2 separate regions of the Homo sapiens genome follow, and region 2 is linked to region 1. The links are chromatin loops, found by intact Hi-C in ENCODE. Cell type or tissue: heart right ventricle. All regions are shown on one strand.

Region 1 (5,000 bases):
GGTACCAGGCTGGGAGGAGGCACTAGAGAACCAAGCAGGCTTCCAGCTCTGAGTCTTACACTGTGGAGTCTTTTGGCTTCTCCAGATTGCTTCTCTACTCTTCTCCACTCTGCTGCACCTCAGGGGCTGACCTATGTGAACTACATGGTCCGACTCCCCTGCCTCCTGGCTTCTGCTTGCATTTGGCTGATGAAAGCTGCCAATGAGGATAGGAAGATGGGAGGAGCAAGAGGCGAGGCTTTATTCCTCGTTCTCTCCTGCCAGGTCATTGTGGCTTGGCCCCGCAGGACACCTCTCCCATCAGGTGGCTCTTCCTTTACATTATTCTCCCCAGTTTGGGGAACTGCCAGCTCCCTTTGCTCCTTCATGCCTCTGATGGGGGGATGCGGGTGGGGGTATTGGCTCCCTGCTTTGGCCAGTCCTGGATACCATACTATCCTTTATTAGTTTCTCTAAACTTTGTAAACAAGTCTTGTTTCAGAGTATTAATAAAATACTACGAAAATAACCCCATCTGGGTAAGCCATTTCTTGACCACCAGGACTCCAACTGTGGCAGGGGTCTTTAGGAACGTCGGGAGTGAGTACAACACAGCCCTTGTACCCAGGAGCTTACAATGGAGTTGGAGACATGAGTCACAGATAGAAATGGGACCAGACTTTCTGTTAATCCAAGGCTGCTATGAGGCATCCTTGATTCAGAAAAAGGATCAATATGGGCTGCAACAACAGGGGAGGCTTCTGAGAGGAGGTGGTGGCTTGGGTTGGGTCTCAGTATCGTCCATGTTTAGGGAAGTAGGGAAGAGGTGGTGGCATGTTGGGTAGGAGAATAGCCTAAGCAAAGAGCAGGGGATCAGGAACACCCGGGGCATGCAGTTTCAACTATAAACTCCACTGGCCTGATGGGAAAGGAAAGTGGAGGAGGAAGAAGGGAAGCATTTGAAGAGGTGGAGGAGGCATGATGAGTCTGGACTTGGTGAGAATGAAGAGAACCACAGTCTGTGCGAATATCTCATTCTCTCTGTCCAAGGAGCAGGTGCAGCTTCTTTCAGGCTTATTGTCTGAAAGAGCCGGCTGCCCTGGAAGAGCTGGCTGGACCGTTCTCATTATTGAGCCCTCAGATCAAATATCCCATCTCTTGAGAAGGCTTCTGTGGCAGCCAGCCTCCGAGGTGGCCCCAGTGACACCCACCTCTTGGTATTCACAATCTTGTGTAGTTACTTCCTGTTGAGTGAGGGCTGGACCTAGTGACTTGGGTCTAAAGAACAAAATAAGGTGTGTGTGTGCATGTGTGTGTGTGTTTCAGAGACTGTCATAAAAGACAGTGTGACATCTTCCTCTCCTGCAGATCATTTGCGCTGGGGAAAGCTATTCCAGCTGTCCCGTGCAGAGACGTGCTTGGCAAGGAGCAGAAGTTGCAGGCCAACAACTGCATGTGGGGGCAAATCCACCAGCTTCAGTCAAGCCTCGGATGACTGAGCTCCCAGCTGACAACTTGATTACAGACTTGTGAGAGACCCTTAGCCAGACCCACTCCAGGTAAGCCACTTCCAGATTCCTGACCCTTAAAAACTGAGAAAACAAACATCTGTGATTTTGAATTGCTAATGTGTTGTACAAAAATAGCTGACCAATACACACCTTCTCTGACCACAAAAATTAAATCAGCACCTCCGTCTCCACCCTGCACCTCCTCTTACCATCACGCCATGCCCCAGCTTCACATGACCTGGTCGTTGCTCTCTCCGAGGGTCCTTCTCGTTCCTGTTTTATTACTTTACTGCTTCCCTTGCTGCTCCTTGAACCTGTGGGGCATGCCCCCACCTCACCACTTTTGCACCTACTGTTCTTTCTTTCCAGAAAATTTTTTCCCAGTTACATGCATGGTGTGCTTTCTCTCTTCCTTGAATTTCTCAGTGAGCCCTTCCCTGACCACTCTGTTTCAAAGTATAACCACATTCCCAATGCCTCCCTAGACTTGTCTCAATGTATCTTTCTCCATAGCATTTATCAATGCCAAACACAGCATATACTTCTACCCATTTATTCTTGTTTTTTGGTGTCTTTTTCTCACTAAAAGGTAAGCTCCAGGAGGCTAGGTATAACCAGCACTTAGAACAGTGCCTGGTGTATAATAGGTGCTCAATAAGTATTTGTTGAATGAATGATGATCACATTATTTTTTTCTGCATTTTGGCCCTCCTTGCCCCTTGGTATACATATGAGGGTGTAATTTTATGGGGAAAAAAGAGACTCGGCAGATGTAATAAATGTTACTTATCAGTTGACCTTAAGATAGGGAGATATTAATAATTGTGGATTATCCATGTAGATTCATACAAGCATATGAGCCCTTAAATGCGGAGAGTAAGGGCAGAAAAGGAAAGCAGCAAGATTCCAAGCATGCACAGTAGCTGATGAGAAGAGGTGTAGGGTCCATGAGATGAGAAGGAAGGCGGGCAGCCTCCAGAGGCTGACAGAGTGGCCCCAGGCTGCAGCCAGCAAGGAAGCAGGGACCTCTGTTCTGCAGCCACAGGGAACTGGCTGTTCTGCCAGCAGTCGGAACGAGCCTGGAAGATTCTTTCCAGAGCCTCCTGATAGGAGTCCAGATGGCTGACACTTTGATGTCGGCCTAGTGAGACTTGGAGCAGAGAGCTCACATGTGCCTTTCTGGACTTCTGACCTACAGAACAGTGAGATAATACATGTTTGTTGTTTTAAGCTGTTAGATTCATGGTAGTGTGCTGTGGCAGCACTACAAAACTAAGACAGAACACTCTTAATTATTGGCTGTTATGTTACTAGTTTGTTTAGTGTGAGCTCAGAGCTATTGTCTGTCTTGTAACCCCAGTACTTACAACAGTGCCTAGCACGGAGTTGAATAAATATTTGTTGTATGAATGAGTGAATGGATGGATGGATGGGTCTCTACTTTGCAATGGAGTGGGGGTGTCTGTTGGCTTGTCTAGGAGTTCACTAGATTGTGAGAATCTCAGGCACCAGGGTCAGTTGCATTCAACCGCACAACCTCAGTGCTCTGCCCTGACCTGCCTCAGAGTGGGCTACAGTACACCTTTGGCAAACTCATGGGCAGCCTAGGGCCAAGCTACAAGGAAAGAGCACACAACACTGGCAAAATAGCCTGACTCTGTATGCAAAGTCCTTATCCCCGCACCCTGTAGAGTCAGATTCAAGACGAGGAAGACTTTGGTGACAGATTCAAATGCAGCTGAGCTTTTTACTAACTTCACTTTCTCTGAGCTTCAGTTTCAAGCTCTCAAGTGGAGATGATGATGATAATACCCACCTCCTAGGGCATTTTTATGAAGATTAATGAAACTGTACAAGTAGAAGACTTTGCACACAGTAGGTACCTAATAAATAGTAGTTCTTATTAGTTTGCCTTTTGTTGAATACTGCACCTTGGTGTTTTCTGGGGAAAGCTTCAGGTGAGTTTTTAGAGAATTTCACTTGAAATGGTTGACAAGTCTGGTCAGTGACATCCGCTTTGACTTCCACAATGAACTCCCCCAGCCCAACTCAATGTCTGTTCACACCAAAGGTGATCAGCTTGCTCTGGCCGCAGCCATCCAGGGACCAGATTTCCACAAAGCAAACACAACTGATGTTCATAGAAAGACAATGATCATAAAACACATGGCAAAAATGACAATGTTGAGTTGATCCATTTAGAAATGATGGAATGAAATGTATGGTGTTATCAAACACACACAGATACTCACACACAGACACACACAAATACACACAAACACACATATTTATACTCATACACACACACCCCTCACTGAAAAGGTTAAAGACAGTTAAACTATCATGGGAATGGATACAAAATATTGCATGGGGATTTAGAGGCAAGAAATACAAGGAAACATAATGCACTGTAAATTAAAGTCATTTATAAAGTGCAACTGGCACCCAGATAGAAAGGAAAAATGATTTGTCAGCAAAAGTGGGATGTCCTGTTATTTATTTACAGACTATTTCTATGGGACAGGAAAGAACATATTTATTAAGGGCTTGCTGGTGTACAAACACAAACATATTAATGCCGGGCACTGAGGACACCTACCTAATTATTTGTCTCAAACTGACTTTGTTCATTTGTTAGTTTTAAGCTCATGAGGCCCCTCTGGCATTCCTTGGAACGTCTGTTCTCCCACCAGTGTGGATCTCTTTAGCTCTAGGGCTGGCCTTGCCCTGCTCTGTGGACACACGGCATGGAAAAGGTTACTCCCAGGGGTTACCACAGCCTCCCCTGACTTACACAGCACTGCTACCCTCATTCAGCAACATTGACAGGGTCTGTGTGTTGAATTTTCTGCCCTGCCTCTCCAAGTGAGCATGGCTTTTGGTGTTGGAGGGGAGCCACTTCTGGCCTAAGGAGCTGTTGGTTTGATGTTTCTTCCTTACCTTCTGCATTCAAAAGGAGTATGTGTTACCTGGATATCACCTGGCCACTTGTGACCCTAACAGAAGCAATGAATAAATCTGGAAGCAAAAACAAACAGAGAAGCCAGAGAAGAAGGTGAGCTATATATTAGAAAACACTGCTTACAAAGAATAGGATGGTGTGGATGGTGAAAAGGGAAAGAAGAAAACACAAGAACCTCCAATACTCAGACTGGAGAGAGGACTTGGGAGCATTTTGAGAGGATTAAGTGAGAGTGTGTATGTAAAATATTTAGTACAGTTCTTGGCACCTAGGAGTGTTCAATACATGATAAATAATAATTATTATTATATACTAAAAATATTAACAATGAGAACTTGTACCTTTTAATAACCCTTCTGTTATCTAAGCAGTTTATCTGAATTTTAGAAGCACACAGAATGTTTATTATTATAAAGATCCTGCTTTCTAAAGCAATATTACCAGTTCAAGAATTGGAACCCAACTGAGACCCTATGGGGACAGTTGCACAGAAGAAATTTAAAACCAAACACCAGCTGTTGATATTTAAGAAGTAGGCATCTCCTGAG
Region 2 (5,000 bases), 170 kb after region 1:
GGCATGGTGGTGGGCACCTGTAATCCCAGCTACTTGGGATGCTGAGGCAGGAGAATCACTTGAACCTGGGAGGTAGAGGTTGCAGTGAGCCGAGATTGTACCATTGCACTCCAGCCCTGGGTGACAGAGCAAGACTCTGTCTCAAAAAAAAAAAAAAAAAAAAATGAAATGCCTTTACATATCTTCTCTCCCAAGGATGCTAAATCACTAATTGTAATACCAAGGTGTATACTTGACATACTTACATATAAAAATGCCTATTCCAGGCTGACTTCGAGACTGAGGATTTCAGACGGTTTATAAAATCCTCTTTTGTAAACAATTATAAAGGAAAACAATATCAGGCACCAGTGTGGTCTGAGGTCAAATACTAAAACTCACAGGTGGCATCACACAAGAATCCTGGACATGGAGTCAAAAGAACTTGGCTCCAGCCCAACTTAGCCCTTCCAGCTTAGCTCTCCTGAACTTCTGTTTCCTTCTAGAATAAGGGTTCTAACCCCGTGGCCCTAGCTGACCTCACAGTATTGTGGGGATCAAATAGGACAAGATTTGGGAAACACTTTTAATAACAATGGTTAACATTTTCACCATTTACCATGCCCTAAGCACTGTTTCGAGAGTTTTACCTATGTTAACTCTTCAAACTCTTCTAGTCTTTTTTTTTTTTTTTTTTTGGTTTCTTTGTTTTTGAGACGGAGTCTCACTCTGTTGCCCAGGCTGGAGTGCAATGGTGCAATCTTGGCTCACTGCAACATCCCCTCCCGGGTTCAAGTGATTCTCCTGCCTTAGCCTCCTGAGTAGCTGGGATTACAGGTGCCTACCACCACGCCTGGCTAATTTTTTCTATTTTTAGTAGAGACAGGGTTTCACCATATTGGCCAGGCTGGTCTCGAACTCCTGGCCTCGTGTTCCACCTGCCTTAGTCTCCCAAAGTGCTGAGATTACAGGCGTGAGCCACCGCACCTGGCCAACTCCTCTAGTCTTTAAAACAAGCTTACAAAGTATGTACTGTTAGTATAATCTCTACCTTCTAGATGAGGAAACTGAGCACAGAGAGGTTGAGAAGCTTGCCCAAGGTCTAACAGACTATAAAGGACACTCGCGGCAGCTGCCATCATCAACAAGGTTGTAACTATTGACAGGCAGGGCTCAGGGTGGTGGCTTGGAACAAGGGCTGTCTGGCCGAGCACAGAGGTGGACTTGCTGGCTCTGTGGCTCTGCACAGAGGAGAGTTTTCTGAGCAAGAGAACCTTGAGGTTTGGGCATGGGAGCATGGGCCGGGGCAGGATATAGAAACATGGCAAGGGCTTAATCTGTGTCTCTTCTAAGCATGGGAGCAGAAGAAGGAGGCAGTTCCTGAATCTGACATGAGCCCCTGGCTTAGCACAGGCAAGATGCCGAGCAAATGTAATACAAGCATTAACACCCTGCCATGGACACTTCTAAGCCCTCTGTTCACAAGTTAACCCTGACCCAGGTACCTCCTCTTGAAACAAGGAGACAAAAGGGGCTAAGATCAGGTGGCCTTATTCAGGGTTCTTAGGAGGCGAGCAAGCAGGTGTCAGGACTGGCCTTAGGTCAGTGGATGTCAGCCTTACCACACAGGCCACACTCACCTTCACTTAGCCTGGCTTCTTTCCTACCCAAACTGATCCCTGAATTTTCTTAGCAGGTTTACTATTAGGGCTGGAACAATCTTTCTGTTGTAGCTTGTGCTTTCTAGAAAGAAGGAAGAACATTCTTCACCGAGGATGCCCAGCTTCCCAAAGACAGAGGGATATAGATGTTCCCTCTGGCTATGAGAGAGAGATTAGAAGAAATCATTTTTTAGCACCTGTCCAAATTGTGGTACACTGTATCAGATGATTTAACTTTGTATTTCAGCCAGTGTTTGATCTTCTGCTAAGATTTGTAGTAAAGCTGTAAAATGACGAGTCACAGTGTTTCTTTTGCCCAAATAAGGATGGCAAATGGCTACTACACACAACCCTACCTTCCCTCTCGTGACAGTGGCAGACATTGCTAATCAATCATGATGCTCTTTCTCACCGACCCTAGATGTGGCCTGAGAAGTCTCAATGTAGCTCTCCAGGCTATCTGAGCTGATGCATGAGATGAAAACCATTTGCTATTTCTGCCAAAGAGGTAGGAGAACCTGGGAAGAACAGAAAACAACAGAGGAGACAGACACAACATCAGATGATGGAGAGGGGAGAAATACAGAGAGAGAGGGAGCCGAGAGCTTTGCCAAGTGGATGGTTCCGGGAGACAAGTGATAGAAAACAGGCATGGAAAATTTAAGAGAGCTGTTGATAAGCTGTAACTCTGGTAACCAAAAAGAAAGTGTTAATGTAACACTTAAAACGTGGACTGTAACTCTTTCAGAGCTGAAAATAAGTTGGGCAAATAGAGTTCTAAAGGGAGCCAGAGATGGTCTGTAGATATTTGTTTGATAAACACAGCAATTGCTTAACCCTGAGCTTTATGACTGGTCAATAACTAAAAATAGATATGGATGATACAGATACACATACAGGAAAACAAACCCTTTCTATGAATACTGAGCATAGATAACATTCAAGCGTCTATCGTGTGTCAGGCAGTATGCCAAGTGTTTTTTCATGCGCTGTGATATAGGAACTATTATTATCCCATTTTACACATGCAGCAACTGAAGCTCATGCATATCCAAGAACTTATCAAAATCAAACAAATAGAATATAGGGGAATCAGAATTGGACTCTAAGCAGTATTAGCCCTGCATCTCTCTCAATAAACAATTACATACCTGTAGCAGAACCCTGCAAAGAATGGGAGAGAGGCTGGCCCAAGTTTTTTCATGTCTGGGGAATTTCTATTCCTATGCATGTATTGTTTGCTTGTTCATTGATTCATTCATTCATTTACTCATAACCAGCAAATCTTTATAGTGTGCTGCTATGTGCCAGGCACTGTGTAGGCACTGGAAATGCCAGGTGAATGGGGTAATGGCTCTGAACTCACATAGCTTTCCTGTCCTTTCCTTGAAATTAAAGAATTGTACAGCAGCTAAAATAAGTTGAATAGGTCCTGCACTTTATAGCTAGGGAAATGAAATTTGGGTTTGGGGATGGCAAGGTCTAGGCAGCCTAGGCTTACTCTGACCAGCTCTGGGCTGAAAAGACACAGTTCAGCCCACCACAAGCCCAGCTCTTGACTTGGTCAGGATCAGTAGAAGTGGCCTCTTCTGGATTGGTTCTGGGAAATAAATTGCTTTCATGGTCAGAAGGGTTCTCCTGCTCCCAGATGATTCTGATGTGCTGCAAGATGCAGTTCCCTGGGATGGGGGGAGACAAATGCACACATCTTAGGTACAGAAATTGGATTGTCCCACCACCTCTGGTCCTCTATCTGCCCCCACCCTCCACCAAACTCTAACATGAGGAAGATATGACACACGGGTGTCCACAGCTCTCTGACCTCTGATGTTCCCTGGTGAGAACCAGTTTAGGATTGGTGTGTGTCAATTCAGCACCTTGCCACACCTTGGGAGGCCTTGCAAAGAAGTCCTTTCAAATTTCACAGGATTACTCCCTCCGCAACAGGCCAGAGCGGCACCAGTGAACCAGCTTGAATGGCCCAGCAGCAATGGTTGTTTAGGCTTATTTCAGAGATTATTTTGAGGAGCTGGTTCAAAAGCTGCAGACAATTTTTAAGTTCATTATAAGTTCAAACTAGCTCAGCGGGCATTAAGGTCTTTTGCTGATGTTATAAAAAAGAAAATTACCTTGGCTCGGTTCATAAATCTATAAAGAGAAAAAAATTGACTTCGTTTGAAAGCAGTTTGGGCTTTTGCAGGTGAATGGATGTTTTTAGTTGATGACTTCATGGGTTCAGGCCCCTGAGGATAGCACTAATGGGCAACATTAGTCCAATTATCCTAACAGGGGTAGGAAGTTACAGCAACTATTTACCTAGACTTTCAGAGTGAGGAACATTCTGTGGAAGGTGGGTATGGTTCCCAGAGAAAAGAAAACCTCCCCACATGACAGAGCCACTCTCAAACTCTTCAGGTTCCCAGAAACCCCAGAGGATAAATGAAATGTCTTACAAACATATCCTAGCAGAAGGTCAATGGAGACAGTTATAAAATGGTGCCTAGAAATGCAAAGGTGAAAACCAAGGGAATGGGAAGCCTCAGGTTAACTTGGACAGGTGACAAAAGAGAGTTTGAGGCTGACCTTCTGCTCCACTGACAAGTAATCTTGCAGGTGGGTGACTGAACCACCTCTCCAGCAGCTGGAAAGAACAACCCCATGGGAGGGGAAGAGTGAATAGACACTCCTTCCAGGGCCCGAACGGGAGTTAAATTCACAGACTTTCCTCCTCCACTAGGTTTTATTAAGTCTGGCTGCTAATTCCCTCCCCTCCTAAGAACTCCCAACTGACCTGGGGAAGGAAGAAGTGTCAGTAGGGGACAGACACCTGGAGAACCTACACTAAAGGATGACGAAGGGTTACTAACCCCCTGCATGAGTCTCATCAGTGGGTCAATGGGGGCCACTTAGCCCACAGGAAGATGATACCCAGTCATCCCATCTGAGGTCGCCCCTCCCCGGTTCCTCCTCATTTGCTCATACTGAGTATGTCCTTTAAGACACTTGTTACAATCTTGCTTATTTATCTTCTTTGTTAATTTGTACTTTTGTCTGTGATCTGTCTCCCAAACTTGAACTTAAGCAAGCAGGGATCTTCTGTGGTTTACTGGCCGTTGTATCCCCAAGACGTAGAACAGGGCCCCAGATCCATAAAAATACTCAAACTTTATTCAACTAAATGAATGCATAAGGAAATGAATGGATGAGTAAAAAATCCAGAACTCTATTCAGAGGTTACAAATAGATGGGGAGGGAGAAGTAGAGGAGGGAGAAATAAGGTCAACGATTCAGATAGGAGAGGGTGGATGTGATGAAATAGAGTGGAGGGTCTGAGCTATCATATCCCGGTCTCTCGGCAGG

Evidence for each region. A loop is a pair of places that touch in the nucleus more often than their neighbours do. Peaks named below come from ENCODE experiments on the same cell type or tissue, not always from the same donor. Only the 100,000 strongest peaks of a DNase experiment are listed, where the experiment ranks them.
Region 2: a loop joins it to region 1, with 10 times the contacts of the local background. A loop is called at or near these places in 3 of 110 quality-filtered maps.

The regions. Positions count from the first base shown.
Region 1 is chr16:49,110,514-49,115,513 of GRCh38, reverse strand. It overlaps LOC105371241 (a long non-coding RNA gene), which reads left to right. Exons shown (of 4, transcript XR_001752138.3): 3 at 1,348-1,538. Among named protein-coding and RNA genes, the nearest start is that of CBLN1, 170 kb to the left of the region's middle. In heart right ventricle, no CTCF peak of the experiment used is centred here; a DNase peak (open chromatin) is centred at 2,543; H3K27ac peaks cover 732 bases.
Region 2 is chr16:48,944,489-48,949,488 of GRCh38, reverse strand. No RefSeq gene overlaps it. Among named protein-coding and RNA genes, the nearest start is that of CBLN1, 330 kb to the left of the region's middle. In heart right ventricle, no CTCF peak of the experiment used is centred here; a DNase peak (open chromatin) is centred at 2,243; H3K27ac peaks cover 1,887 bases.